Linked DNA regions of Homo sapiens: regions 2 and 3 are each linked to region 1. The links are chromatin contacts, found by Hi-C or POLR2A ChIA-PET in ENCODE. All regions are on one chromosome and are shown on one strand. Each heading gives the region's core, a stretch centred on a gene start or an enhancer-like site at or near the end of the contact. The rest is flanking DNA. Distances are from core to core; before and after follow the strand shown.

Region 1 (4,283 bases), core at 667-3,166:
AGTGGCTCACTCCTGTAATCCCAGCACTTTGGGAGGCTGAGGCAGGTGGATCATCTGAGGTCAGGAGTTCGGGACCAGCTTGGCCAAGATGGCGAAGCCCAGGTGTGATGGCGAGTGCCTGTAATCCCAGCTACTTGGGAGGCTGAGGCAGGAGAATTGCTGGAGCCCAGGAAGTGGAGGTTGCAGTGAGCTGAGATCATGCCACTGCACTCCAACCTGGGTGACAGAGAGAGACTCCATCTCAAAAAAAAAAAACTTAGCCAGGCATATTGGCACGTGCCTGTACTCAGGACACTGAGGTAGAAGGATCACTTGTGCCCAAGAGGTTGAGGCTGCAGTGAGCTATGATCGCGCCACTGCACTACTGTCTGGGTGAGAGACTCTTCTCAAAAAAGAAAAAAGAAAAAAGAAATGTATGGAGCAGCCAGGTGCAGGGGACGTGGCCATAAATCCAACCACCAGCTGGAAGGTATGGAACACCACCAAAAACAGCAGGGAAGGGTTGGGTGGAGACCAGGGGAAGCTTTAGAGACACAGGCAGGACATTTCAACAATAAAGGAGGCAGATGCTTTCTGGGGAAAAATGGGCCGGGTGTTGCATGGAGGTTGGGGTGATGCCCACAGGTTCACCCTGGCCAAGGTTGCCTGGGGTCTGAACATCCCGAAGTTCTGGGTTGGGCCACACTTTCCTTAGCAACCACCCAAGCCAAGAGGCCTTTTGCCTGGATCCCCAAGGAGGAGACTCCAGGTCCTCCCCAAGGAGGGAGGACCCAGGTGCCCTCCAAGTGGCAGATGCCAGGCATAGAGGTAGAGGTGGAGGTGGAGGAGCACTGGGCTGATTCCTCCTGTGCCAGCCTCCCCACGCCTAGCGGGTCACAGTTGACAGGAGAGCTGCCCTCTGCAGCCGCAGCCTCCACATGTCCACACAGACTCAAGCCTCCAGCCTCACCATGGTCAACTTTTGAGAAACTGGGGAGAGGAGGTGGCCTGGGGGGAAGGGAAGGTGGCTCTAGGCCAGCCCAGGAGTGACAGCAGCAGAGTGGACTTTGAAACCCCATGGAGCAGGCTCCTTCCGGCGGCAGCGTTGTGGGACGGTGGCCAAGACTAGTTTGCATTTCCCCATCTGTGAAATGGGGCAAACAGCACTGACACCGCAAAGTGTGAGGTCCCCAGCACAGCTTGCAGGGTCAGTGGGAGCCTGGCCTTGATGGGAGCCTGGCCCACTGAGCATTGGGAGGATGCCCCCGTGTCATCCGGGTTCTGTTCCTTGTTGCTAAACGTGCAAAACCCTCTGACATAGTGACATCGCACACACACACACGTTCAGTCGCAGTCAGTGACATCGCCCATTCACATACTCCCGTACACACACACACACCCCATCACACGTTTCCATGCCCGCCCTTCACACCCACGGTCACACTCACACACACATTCACTCTCAAGCCATTCACACGCTCGCTCACACACTCACACTCAGCGGCACACACGCTCACAACCACGGGTCCCTCCAGCAGCCAAGGCCCCACGGCGGCCAGGGCAGGGCCCAGGTGCCCCCGGGTGCTGGGCTCTGGCGCGCCCCCCGGGCAGGAGGGCTGGGTCCCCGCTGCAGACTGCCAGGGCGTAAGTAGCGGTCACCACGTAGCTCGCCCAGGCCCTTGTGGGGTGGGGTGGGGCGCGGCGGGCTGGGCGGGCGAAGTGGGTGCGGCCGGGTGCGGCCCGGGTCCCGCGTCACCTCCCGCAGGCCAGCCCGCCCCCTCGCCGCCGGGTCCCAGTCCCTCGCGACGCCCCGCGGCCCCGGCGCCCCCTCCCCGCCTACCGTGCTGAGCTGGGCCCCCATGGTGGCCCCGCGCCGCGCTCGCTCTGTCGCCGCCGCCGCCGCCGCCGAGACCGTCGCGCCCGGGCCCGCGTCACTCCGGAGCAGGGGCGGGGCCGAGGGGCCAGGCGGGCGCGCGGGGCGGGGCGGGCGCGGGGGCGGGGACCGGGTCGCTCCGCCTGCTTCTGCCGGGGATGGAGACTGGGAACTGGGGATGCGGCCCTCTGCGCTCCGAGCTCTCCCGCCGCTGTGCTGCCCCGCGCGGGACGGTGGCCTCTCTGGGCCTCGTTCGCCGCCATAAAGGAAGCAAGATGGCGCCCCCCGGATGGGAGCGAGAATAAGAGGCGGAATCTTCCCCCGGCCTCCGAGACTGCAGGGGCCGGTCCTGCCTGGCCTGGCCTGGGCCTGTGCCTGCAGCTGCTCAGCGCGGCCCTTCCCCGGGCCTTTGAATTTGTAGTTCCCTGGGCAGCACTGTTCCCAGCTGCCTCGGGCCGGGTTAAATGCTGCGGTCTCAGCACGGCCCGCCCGGAGCCTCCTCGCCGGCGGCGCCTCCGCTCCCCACGCCATTGTCCCACTGTGGAGTGATCTTTGTCCCACTTAGCTGAAGGCCTCCTGCGTGTTTCCCCCACTCCCACCCCATCCCAGTGGACTGTGCGCTCCCGGAGGGCAAGGCCCTATCTGGTTTGAAGTCCCGTACATCCCCAGAGCCTAGCCACACAGAGCCTAGCATATAGTAGGTGCTCAATAAATACCTTTTTTTTTTTTTTTTTTTTTGGTAAAGCAGGGTCTCACTCTTGCCCAGACTGGAATGCAGGAGCCTGATCACAGCTCACTTTAGCCTCAACCTCCCAGGCTCAAGTGTTCCTCCTGCCTCAACCTCCTGAGTAGCTGGGCACATGCCACCACGTCCGGCTAATTGTTTTTTTTTTTGAGACGCAGTTTCGCTCTTGTTGCCCAGGCTGGTATGCATTGACGCGATCTCGGCTCACCGCAAACTCCGCCTCCAGGGTTCAACAGATCCTCCTGCCTCAGCCTCCCGAAATTACAGGCATGTGCCACCACATCTGGCTAACCAGCTAATCTTTTTTTTTTTTTTTTTTTTTTTTTTTTTGAGACAGAGTCTCGCCCTGTCCCCCAGGCTGGAATGCAGTGGCGCCATTTCGGCTCAATGCAAGCTCCGCCTCCAGGGTTCACGCCATTCTCAGCCTCCCGAGTAGCTGGCACTACAGGCACCCCACCGCGCCCGGCTAATTTTTTGTATTTTCAGTAGGGACGGGGTTTCACCGTGTTAGCGAGGATGGTCTCGATCTCCTGACCTCGTGATCCGCCCGCCTCGGCCTCCCAAAGTGCTGGGATTACAGGCGTGAGCCACCGCGCCCGGCCTAATTTTGTATTTTTAGTAGAGACGGTGTTTCAACATGTTGGTGAGGCTGGTCTCGAACTTCCGACCTCAGGTGATCCACCTGCCTCGGCTTCCCAAAGTGCCGGGATTACAGGTGGGAACTACCGCGCCCGGCCATTTTTGCATTTTTTTGTAGAGACGGGTTTCACTATGTTGCCCAGGCTGGTCCGGAACTCCTGGGTTCAAGCCATCCTCCCACCTTGGCCTCCCAAAGTGCTGGGATTATAAGCGTGAGCCACGATGAGCAGCCTAAATACTTGTTGAATGGATGAATTTGACAGACAGTGGGCACCTTCTCTGTGTAGGCTCATGCTGGGCCTTAGCGTCATTCTCTTGCCTTGCTCTCCTGGTAGGGTCTTGGACCCAGATGTGAGCTCCTGGTGCTCTGAGGGGATGGGGTGGGCTGTGTGTTCAGGCAACGTGGCACAGACCAGGCAGAGAAAGGGAGAAGCGCCTTGCTGGCAGGGCCTGGAGGTGGAGACAGGTGAACAGAGGCCTGATGGGCAAGGTTAGAGGGGCTGATACAGCCGAGCTGGGGTGTGATGTGACGTTGGGGAGGCAATGTGGAGCCCCGGGTGGAAAGAACTGGAATGTCAAGGAGAATGGGGAGCCCTGCAGGATCTAGGTAGCTGAGGGAGTGACTCACTGGGTTTATTTACCCAGAGAAGAGATCTCGCTCTGATGCCCAGGCTGGAGTGTAGTGATGCAGTCACAGCTCACTGCAGCTCAAGCCATCCTCCCACCACAGCCTCCCGGAGCACTGGGATTACAGGCATGAGCCACCATGCCCGTCTGCCTACCCACCCACCTGACCTACTGTTTTTTTTGTTTGTTTGGTTGGTTGGTTGGTTTTTCTTTTTTGAGACGGAGTCTTGCTCTGTTGCCAGGCTCACTGCAATCGCGGCTCACTGCAACCTCCGGGGTTCAAGCGATTCTCCTGCCTCAGCTTCCCTAGTGGCTGGGACTACAGGTGCGTGCCACCATGCCCAGCTAATTATTATTATTATTATTATATTTTTTGAGACGGAGTTTCGTTCTTGTTGCCCAGGCTGGAGTGCAATGGTG
Region 2 (4,283 bases), core at 1,784-4,283, 490 kb after region 1:
ACAGGGTGTCACTCTGTCACCCAGGCTGGAATGCAGTGGCACGATCACAGCTCACTGCAGCTTTGACCTCCTGGGTTCAGGTAATCCTCCCACCTCATCCTCCCAAGTACTCGAGCTGGGACTACAGGCGCACACCAACATGCCTGGCTAATTTTTGTATTTTCGGTAGAGATGGGGTTTTCACCATGTTGCCCAGGGTGGTCTAAAACTCCTGGGCTCAAACATCTATCTGCCTCTGCCTCCCAAAGTGCTGGCATTACAGGTGTGAATCACTGCACCCAACGTAATTTTTGTTTTTTGTTGGGGGCAGAGATGAAGGTCTCACTATGTGGCCCAAGATGGTCTGGAACTCCTGGCCTCAAGTGGTCCTCCTGCCTTGGCCTCCCAAAGCACTGGGATTACAGACGTAAGCCATGGTTCCTGGCCAGCAAAAATCTTAAGAAGTAAAACTGATATGGCTCCAGATCCAATATTTATTTACTCTTTAATTCAACGAATATCTACTGAACACATACTCTCGTGTTGCAGGTGCTGCAGGTATGAGTGCACAGGATAGCGGGTTAGACAGTTCAGCAAGCAGATTTCATGAGATTACAAAAATAAGGGAAATCCCTAATGAATCCTTCAGTCTTGAAAAGGAATCACAGCAAAGCCCTGTCCTCATGTGCCAATGTCACCCCTGTCCATGTGCTCCCTTCCCATCACCTGAGTGGGTCCAGTATCATTTTTGGCAGTGTCCCTTACCCCTAATGAGCCCAAGACCACAGCCTTGCATAAAACCAAACTCCTTCCTGTACCTTCAGCAAATTCCATGGCTCCGGCAAACACTAGGGCTGCAAACTCTCCCACACTGAATCCAGCAGCAGCAACACAGTTCTCAATCACCTGTGGGGACAGATGCAGAACGTGAGCCCTCACTCTCCTGGGGATCCCAGTTCCAGGGCTCTGTACCTGAGAGCTGGCGGGGTGTTCAGCATCTCAGTGAGCCAGGTTCTACGAACTTGGTGCACCAGCTGGAAGAGGACACACAAAAGTGACCTTGACAATCATTGAGTCCTGCCCCTTTATTTAGGAGGAGCTTTCCTGGTTAGTTACAGTCCATCAACTCCGTCCATGGTCACACTGACGCCAACCCAGGGCTCTGGATTCCCTTGCCATGGCCCTGCAGCAGGCTCTCAGGCCATATCGTTGTGCACAAGTTAAGAGCATGACTTTTTTTTTTTTGAGGCGGAGTTTTGCTCTTGTTGCCCAGGCTGGAGTGCAATGGCGTGATCTCGGCTCACTGCAACGTCCGCCTCCCGGGTTCAAGCAATTCTCCTGCCTCAGCCTCCCGAGTTGCTGGGATTACAGGTGTCCACCACCACACTTGGCTAATTTTTGTATTTTTAGTAGAGACGGGGTTTCACCATGTTGGCCAGGCTGGTTTTGAACTCCTGACCTCGTGATGCACCCACCTCAGCCTCCTGAAGTGCTGGATTATAGGCATTATAGGCGTGAGCCACCTCGCCCGGCCAAGAGCATTTTTATCTCATCTGTGAAATGAGGGAAGAACAGGGCCTACCCCAAAGGGCGGATGAGAGAATTATGTGAATATAATGTCTATACAGTGCTTAGCACAGACCCAGACTAGGGTAAGCAGTGAATGAATATTATGATGACGATTCAACAGGACCACTTAACTAATTCTTTTAATATCCCTGAGTCTGCATTCCTCAACCATCAAATAACAGTATTAACCTCACAAGGTGGTGTGAAGGTGAAATAGGGTAAAGGATCTCAAGTGCTAGCTTAACATTTACCGTCTTATTAAATATTAATAGCAATCAATCCACCACCTTCAAGTGAAGTGACATTCTCAACTCATCTCAATGTTCCTTCATTTAGGCCAGTGCAGTGGCTCATACCTGTAATCCTAGCACTTTGGGAGGCCGAGGTGGGTGAACCTGGGAGGATTTAAGTAAAGAATAAAAAAATTAGCCGGGCGTGGTGGTGTGCACCTGTGATCCCAGCTACTGCGGAGGCTGAGGCAGGAGAACTGCTTGAACCTGGGAGGCAGAGGTTGCAGTGAGCCAAGACTGCGCCATTGCACTCCAGCCTGGGTGACAGAGCAAGACTCTGTCTCAAAAAACAAAACAAAACGGGCCGGGCACGGTGGCTCATGCCTGTAATCCCAGCACTTTGGGAGGCCGAGGCGGGCAGATCACGAGGTCAGGAGATCAAGACCATCCTGACTAACACGATGAAACCCCGTCTCTACTAAAAATACAAAAAATTAGCCGGGCATGGTGGCGGGCGCCTGTAGTCCCAGCTACTTGGGAGGCTGAGGCAGGAGAATGGCGTGAACTCGGGAGGCGGAGCCGAGATCGCGCCACTGCACTCTAGCCTGGGCGACAGAGCGAGACTCCGTCTCAAAAAAAAAAACAAAAACAAACAAAAAAAAAAACTCGATCGAATGAGTAAGACGTGGGAGCCCCCGGAATGGCAGGCGGAAGCCTCTGGCAGGGCCAAGAGCTCAGGCAGAGCTCACCTTCCCCCTCCTGTCACGGGGCCTCGGGCCTCACCGAGGGCTGCAGGTGATGTAGTTTCTCGACAGCGGCCAGCGATGCCACGAAGATCGCGGGCTGACAGTGCACGGTGCGGTCCAGGGTCTCCTGCGGCCCGTGCAGGCTCAGTTCCAGCAGGTCGTAGCCCAGCACGCGGCGGGCGGCGGCGTAGAGTTCGCGGACGCGCGGGTAGTTGAGCAGACCGCGGCCCATGCCCACCACCTGGCTGCCCTGGCCCGGGAAGAGCAGCACGGAGCACTGGCCCGGCATTCGCCGCTCCGTCGCCGCCCAGGGCGCCTCCTCCTCCGCCCCGGTCGCATCTCGCAGCAGCTCCGCTACACCCTGGGCGCCCGGCGGAGGCACCGGGAAGCTCGAGGCGCCGCGGCGGTAGCTGGCGCCCAAGCCCCTGACCCACGCTACCCGTGCGACCCGGACGCTCATGGTCGGACACCTGCCCGCGCGCGTTACCGTGGCGACCGAGGCCCGACTGCGGCGGCGCGGCGCAGCGTGGTCCCTGACGCATTTCCTGCCGGGGCTTCCGGGGCACCGGGAGCGGGAAGAAAGGTTCCGCAGACGCTGGTTCCGCCCCGGCTCTGAGGCCCTTCGGGCTGCGTTCTGGGGTCCTGGAGGGACTCATGCGTTTACTTAAACAGCCATAGCCGTTGAACGGAACACGATGCCACACCACAGTGGGTCCTCAACAGATATTTATGGAATAAATAACGCAACGCAATGTAGTATTTACGCTTTCTACCTGGCACATGAAGAGCACTTGAAACTCTTCCACATTGATGGTTTTTGTTGTTGTCGTTGTTGTTGTTTGTTGTTGTTTTTTGAGACGGAGTCTTGCTCTGTCGCCCAGGCTGGAGTGCAGTGGCGTGTTCTTTGCTCACTGCAACCGCCGCCTCCCAGGTTCAAGCGATTCTCCTGCTTCAGCTTCCCGAGTAGCTGGGATTAACAGGCGCCCGCCACCATGCCTGACTAATTTTTGTATTTTTAGTAGGGACGGGTTCACCATGTTGGCCACGCTGGTGTCGAACTCCTGACCTCAGGTGATCCACCCGCCTCGGCCTCCCAAAGTGCTGGGATTACAGGCGTGAGCCACCGCGCCCGGCCAGCAACCACATTTCTTGCATATGATCCTCCCAACCACAGGAGTTGGCATGGCCGACCATCCGTTGCCAGTTCCCAACTATACAACAGCTCTCTTTTATAATGTTTTCTTACAAACCACACAGTGCTTGGCACATAATAAGCATCCAATAGATCTTTATGCTATTGAACAAAGCCTTGAATGTGTTTCAGATATTAGCTTATTTAATTCCTCACAGCAACGCTGTGATGGATAGCTGCTCAGAGATTGAGTGACAGGTGGTTAGTGACAGAATGGAGGTTGGAAATTGGGGTTATCTAATGTTAACCTAAAAGCAACTCAAGAGACACAGGCTCGGCCAGGCGCAGTGGCTCATGCCTGTAATCCCAGTACTTTGGGAGGCTGAGGCAGATGGATCACTTGAGGTCAGGAGTTCAAGACCAGCCTGGCCAACATGGAGAAACCCCGTCTCTACTAAAAATACAAAAATTAGCTGGGCGTGGTGGTGGGCGCTTATAGTTCCAGCTACTCGGGAGGCTGAGGCAGGAGAATCCCCTAAGCCCGGGCAGCAGAGGTTGCAGTGAGCCGAGATCCCACCACTGCACTCCAGCCTGGGTGACAGAGCAAGACTCCGTTTCAAAAAAAAA
Region 3 (4,283 bases), core at 651-3,150, 280 kb after region 1:
AGAGTGCTGTAGGCGATGAAATATCACCTGCCATCTTACACATGCATCAGAAATGGACAGAAGGAGGAAAGAAAAGAAGGTGTTCACATAAAACAAGACTTCAGTTGCTGTGGAGGCAGGTGAGCCTCACATAGCTTCTAATTTCATGCATCAGAGTACAGAAATCAGGTTGGTTTTGTTTTTATTTTTAAGAAACTTCAAATACATAAGCCTCATTTGTGAAATTTTAGATGTGAAACTCCTTTAATATGTAAGTTGTCAGAGTGTTTCACTGGGCCTGATGGACTGATGCTCATTAAACTCAGTAGATGGTGTTAATGTCTGAAGACAATGAAGTACACCCCAAAATAGTGGTGGAGGCACTTGTAGGTAATCAGGCTGGTGAAGGGAATCACTGGGTATACCCTACCTGGAACACCAAATTTAAGGAAAAATACACACAAATACATATACCTCTAAACAAACAAAATCAATAAAGCTACACTGAACATAATTTCATTTTTGATAATTCTGAAGTCATTTTTTACACTTACAAAGAGCTCTCAGTGCCAAAATTTAGAAGCCTCATCCCAAATTTGCCATTAAACAGCAATGGGACATTGGGCAAGTCCCTTATCTTCTCAGCATCCAACTACTTTCACATGAAAAGAAGAGAGTGGGATTCAACAAGCTCTTAGAGTTCTCTGAGTTTAAAATGTTTTAAGACAGCCTCCTATAAGCAGGAGATTATGGAAGAATAAACGTGAATTAAAGCCGAGTAATTATAAGAGTGTGTATGTGCAGTGAGCATGGCTGCAAAGATCCTCCCTACTTCATCAGATCCAGGCCTGACGGCCGCCCTGTGCAACTATACTCACCAGGACCCCAATGTCCGGGCTTGAGCTCATTATCAGGGTCTCACTGTGAAACAAGCCACAGTCAGCATAAAGAAAGTCCATGCTTCCCAAGCACGTCCACATCACATAAATTACTTACAATGTTGGTAACACAAGGTCTCATCTATGCTACAAGTCCTGCCCACATACAGAGGCTAAAATTTAAAGGGAAAGTCAACAGCAATTAATATTTGTATCTTGCAAAACCAGTAAAAAGTGCTCTGACTCTGGGTCCCAGGACTTCTCATTGAAGATGCTGTCAATAGCTTCTGAGAACTGAAACACAGTGACAGCACTGGGCTCAGTGGATTGTGAAATGTTCAGTGGGAGTGGCGTGCCTACGAATGGCTTGATCCTGCTTCCAAAGTACAGGCAAAAGAATGAGTATCTCAGAACTCCAAAACGATCCTGTCTGGTTTCTTTCCAGGTTCTTTTGTTCACCTTTTAGAATGGATGTCATACTAATCACACAGCTGGGGACATCTTTCCAATTGTGTGACGTCTGCTCCAGAATGATGGTCTACTTCAACTCGGACAAGGCAGGAGAGTGACCCGCCACCCGGGGCTCCAAACAGAGCCCTGCCCTTTCAGGTCTTCGTACCTCCCTTCACAGTATCCTTCTCCCTCAAACAGCCTCCCAGATGAGTGTCAAGATACTAATTATTCTTTAAGATCAAGATCAGATGCCACCTCTTTCATAAAGACTTCCTTTATTCCCAAATGTCAGCTCTGCTGCCTGGCCTGCCTGCCTGTGTTCCTCTCACACAGGGCTCCTTCCAATCAACCTCAGATGGAGGGCGGTCATCCAGGCATCTGTCTCTCCCAAGAGACCTAAGATCCTTGAGGGCAGGAACCACATGGAGTTTATTTTTGTGTCCCAATCCTAGCACAAAGTTCGCCGTGTTAAATATGAATGCCATGCTTTTCTCATCGCGAACCATGAGGTGACTTGGGAACAGAGCCATGCACAAAACGAGACAGAGGAAGTCTAGGTCTCTGACAGTGTGGTGTGCCCACCAGCCATGCCACCTCTGGACTCTGCAGATGAGAGGAATAAACTTCTCTTTAAGCCACTATTATTTTGAGGGTCTCTGTGACATGCAGCCTAACTCACACACTTTCCTGCTACCTGTGCTCTCTGCCCCAATTCCACAGCCACAACATGCAGCAGCACCAGGACCTCTGGGTTTGGGCCCTGGACACACTCAGCACCTTTGTCTCAGCTCTCAGACCTTCTCTGGACCCTCCTGTCCTCGTGTCTCACGCAGAGCCTAGCACAGATGAGGCACCCACTCAATCCTGACCCAAGAAGTACATGGATACCCACGTTCACACCACATAAACAAGGGAAAAAGTTATTCAATAAACTAATTTTGAAAATGATTGTCTTTTAAATTAATCAAAATGTTTCTAAAATGCATTTGGAAGTATGAAAGTAGGTCATTTTGAAATAACAAAAGGCACGCTCATAAAAAGCAAAAATACCTCCATGGTTTTGGTTATCCAATTTCTCAATCTGGTTTGGGTCAGTGGGAAAGTTTAAGAATTAAAAAATGAAAGTTTTTGACAGTTCAAGTTCAAAAGTAAATTTATAGATGAAGAAACAGAGGCATAAGAGTGTTTAAATAACGTGCCCAAGTCACACAACTAGTAAGGGGCAGAGCTTGGATTCAAACCCAGACCAGGTGCTCCAGAGCCTCCCTGAGCCACCAGGCTGTGCTGCCTCCTGCATGAGACACAGGCAACAAAAGACACCAAGGAAAGGCAGAGGTGAGTCACGTGTGCGTGACTCTGAAGAGTGACAGGCTGGATGCTAAGGGAGGCAGCATGCCAACCCGAGTCCAACAAGAGTAGAATGTTGACAGGAATTCTTTCATTCACTCATTCATTCGCTCAGTGTTCACTGCATGCCTATTCCAGACGCCTGCCTGCTCAAACAGCTCAAGGTGTTGAGGGAGGCAGACACCTAACTCACACCTGCCTTGTTCACAGTTGTATCCCACGGCTGGGCACAGCACCTGGCTTACACGAGGCAATGATATGTGAGAAGCAGCAATGAATGAATCCCAGCCTTGCTGCAAACCAGCTGGGTAACCAGGGGCACGTTACTTAACCTTCCTGAACCTTAGTTTCCTCATCCAGAAAACAAAACTAACACTGCCTACCACTCCTTGGGATTGTTGGAGGACTGAAGTAGCTGCTTTCCACCCAGGGAAGTGAGGAAATGGCTTCCAAGCCAGCGACACCAAGGTGAACCTTGGATGGGAATGGGGCAGGTGCAGAGTGGGAGAGGCAGGAGGTGTCCGAGACAGAAGAGACCTTAGGTGATGGGAAGGTAGTGGAGGAACACAGTCAGCGTCAATGGAACCAGCCAGGGTTCAGAGGGCTCCACAAAGCCGATGGCTGCCCTGAAACAGGAACAGCGAGGAAGGAAGGAGGAACTGGTATATTTCTACACAGAAATCCCCATGTGGTTTAAACTTGATGAGTTTCTCATAATGTGTAATCTTCCAGCTGCTGGCTAGGCTGAGAACTATTTCACACACTATTAATAGTTACATTTTTTAATTTAACAGAGCCATGCAGAGATCACGTTGTTATTATTATGGTTAACAACCAGGGTATATTCACTTACACAATCCCTCTCTTCCAAAACAGCCCAGAAAATGTCACAAAACCCCCAATTGTAAGGAACACAGGTGGTATTAATAACCCTAAATTTTCAAAGCTAAAATGAAAACGTTTAATGTTTTCCCATGGAAACTCAACGTTAAAGAGAACAGAAAACCTATCCTCACTTCCAGTTTCTAGCCTCTTCAGGGCAATATTTGTAAATACTCAAATCATGTCACTTCCCTTCTCTAAACCATCACATCACTTCAACCCTAACTCCTCCGCTGTACTGCAAATCCCGTCATGACCCGGCCCCTGCCTGCCCTTCCACCCATTCCCCAACTACTCTCCCTTACCTGCTGGCCCTTCTCTGTCCCAGCACAGGATCTTCTCTCTGTTTCTTCAACATAATAAGCTCATCCCTGCCTCAGAGCCTTTGCACATGCTGTTCCCTCTGCCAGGAATGTTCTTCCCTGAGACAAGCGTATGGCCGGCTCCCCCTCACACCATTTGGGGCATCCCTTAGAGAATCTAGCCACACCTCCCACCACCACCAACTCTAGCCTGTTACCTTCTAACTCTTTTTATATTTCCTCAAAGCACATACCACTACCTCAGTTTTTACCTGTGTACAGTCTGCTTTCCCCTCTAGACAGTGAATTCCAGAAGCGTATCTCACATATGACAACAGGTCCTTTCTAACATTTGTTGAAACTGACAGCGACACACTTGGGGATCTTTACAAGTGAAATGGTGGGACAGTAAAGTGTTGACTTGATAAAAGGATATCAAATA

The links. A loop is a pair of places that touch in the nucleus more often than their neighbours do. ChIA-PET counts read pairs that join two places held with the same protein, here RNA polymerase II (POLR2A). Pooled maps may share reads with other maps.
Region 2: a pooled map shows a loop between it and region 1 (9-fold over the local background). The contact joins the promoter of MCAT here to the promoter of CYB5R3 in region 1. A Hi-C loop is called at or near these places in 6 of 50 pooled maps. POLR2A ChIA-PET finds 5 or more read pairs at or near these places in 8 of 52 experiments (AG04450, B cell, IMR-90 and 4 more).
Region 3: a loop to region 1 is called in a pooled map, with 3 times the contacts of the local background. The contact joins the enhancer-like site here to the promoter of CYB5R3 in region 1. A Hi-C loop is called at or near these places in 1 of 168 maps with a recorded cell type or tissue (MCF 10A), 2 of 37 single-sample maps with no recorded cell type and 2 of 50 pooled maps. POLR2A ChIA-PET finds 5 or more read pairs at or near these places in 2 of 52 experiments (AG04450 and BJ).

The regions. Positions count from the first base shown.
Region 1 is chr22:42,647,476-42,651,758 of GRCh38, forward strand. It overlaps CYB5R3 (cytochrome b5 reductase 3), which reads right to left and starts at 1,917. Exons shown (of 9, transcript NM_000398.7): 1 at 1,820-1,917. The coding sequence starts at 1,840. RefSeq lists silencers at 1,428-1,777, 1,798-1,987, 2,298-2,397 and an enhancer at 2,092-2,905.
Region 2 is chr22:43,140,365-43,144,647 of GRCh38, forward strand. It overlaps MCAT (malonyl-CoA-acyl carrier protein transacylase), which reads right to left and starts at 3,034. Exons shown (of 4, transcript NM_173467.5): 1 at 2,562-3,034; 2 at 798-885. The coding sequence starts at 2,984. RefSeq lists a silencer at 2,789-3,058.
Region 3 is chr22:42,928,296-42,932,578 of GRCh38, forward strand. The region is part of intron 1 of PACSIN2 (protein kinase C and casein kinase substrate in neurons 2); the gene reads right to left. Among named protein-coding and RNA genes, the nearest start is that of ARFGAP3, 73 kb to the left of the region's middle. RefSeq lists a silencer at 2,512-2,591. Within about 2 kb of position 1,901, at least 23 of the 41 ENCODE cell types and tissues checked have a DNase peak (open chromatin) inside an H3K27ac peak, as active enhancers do.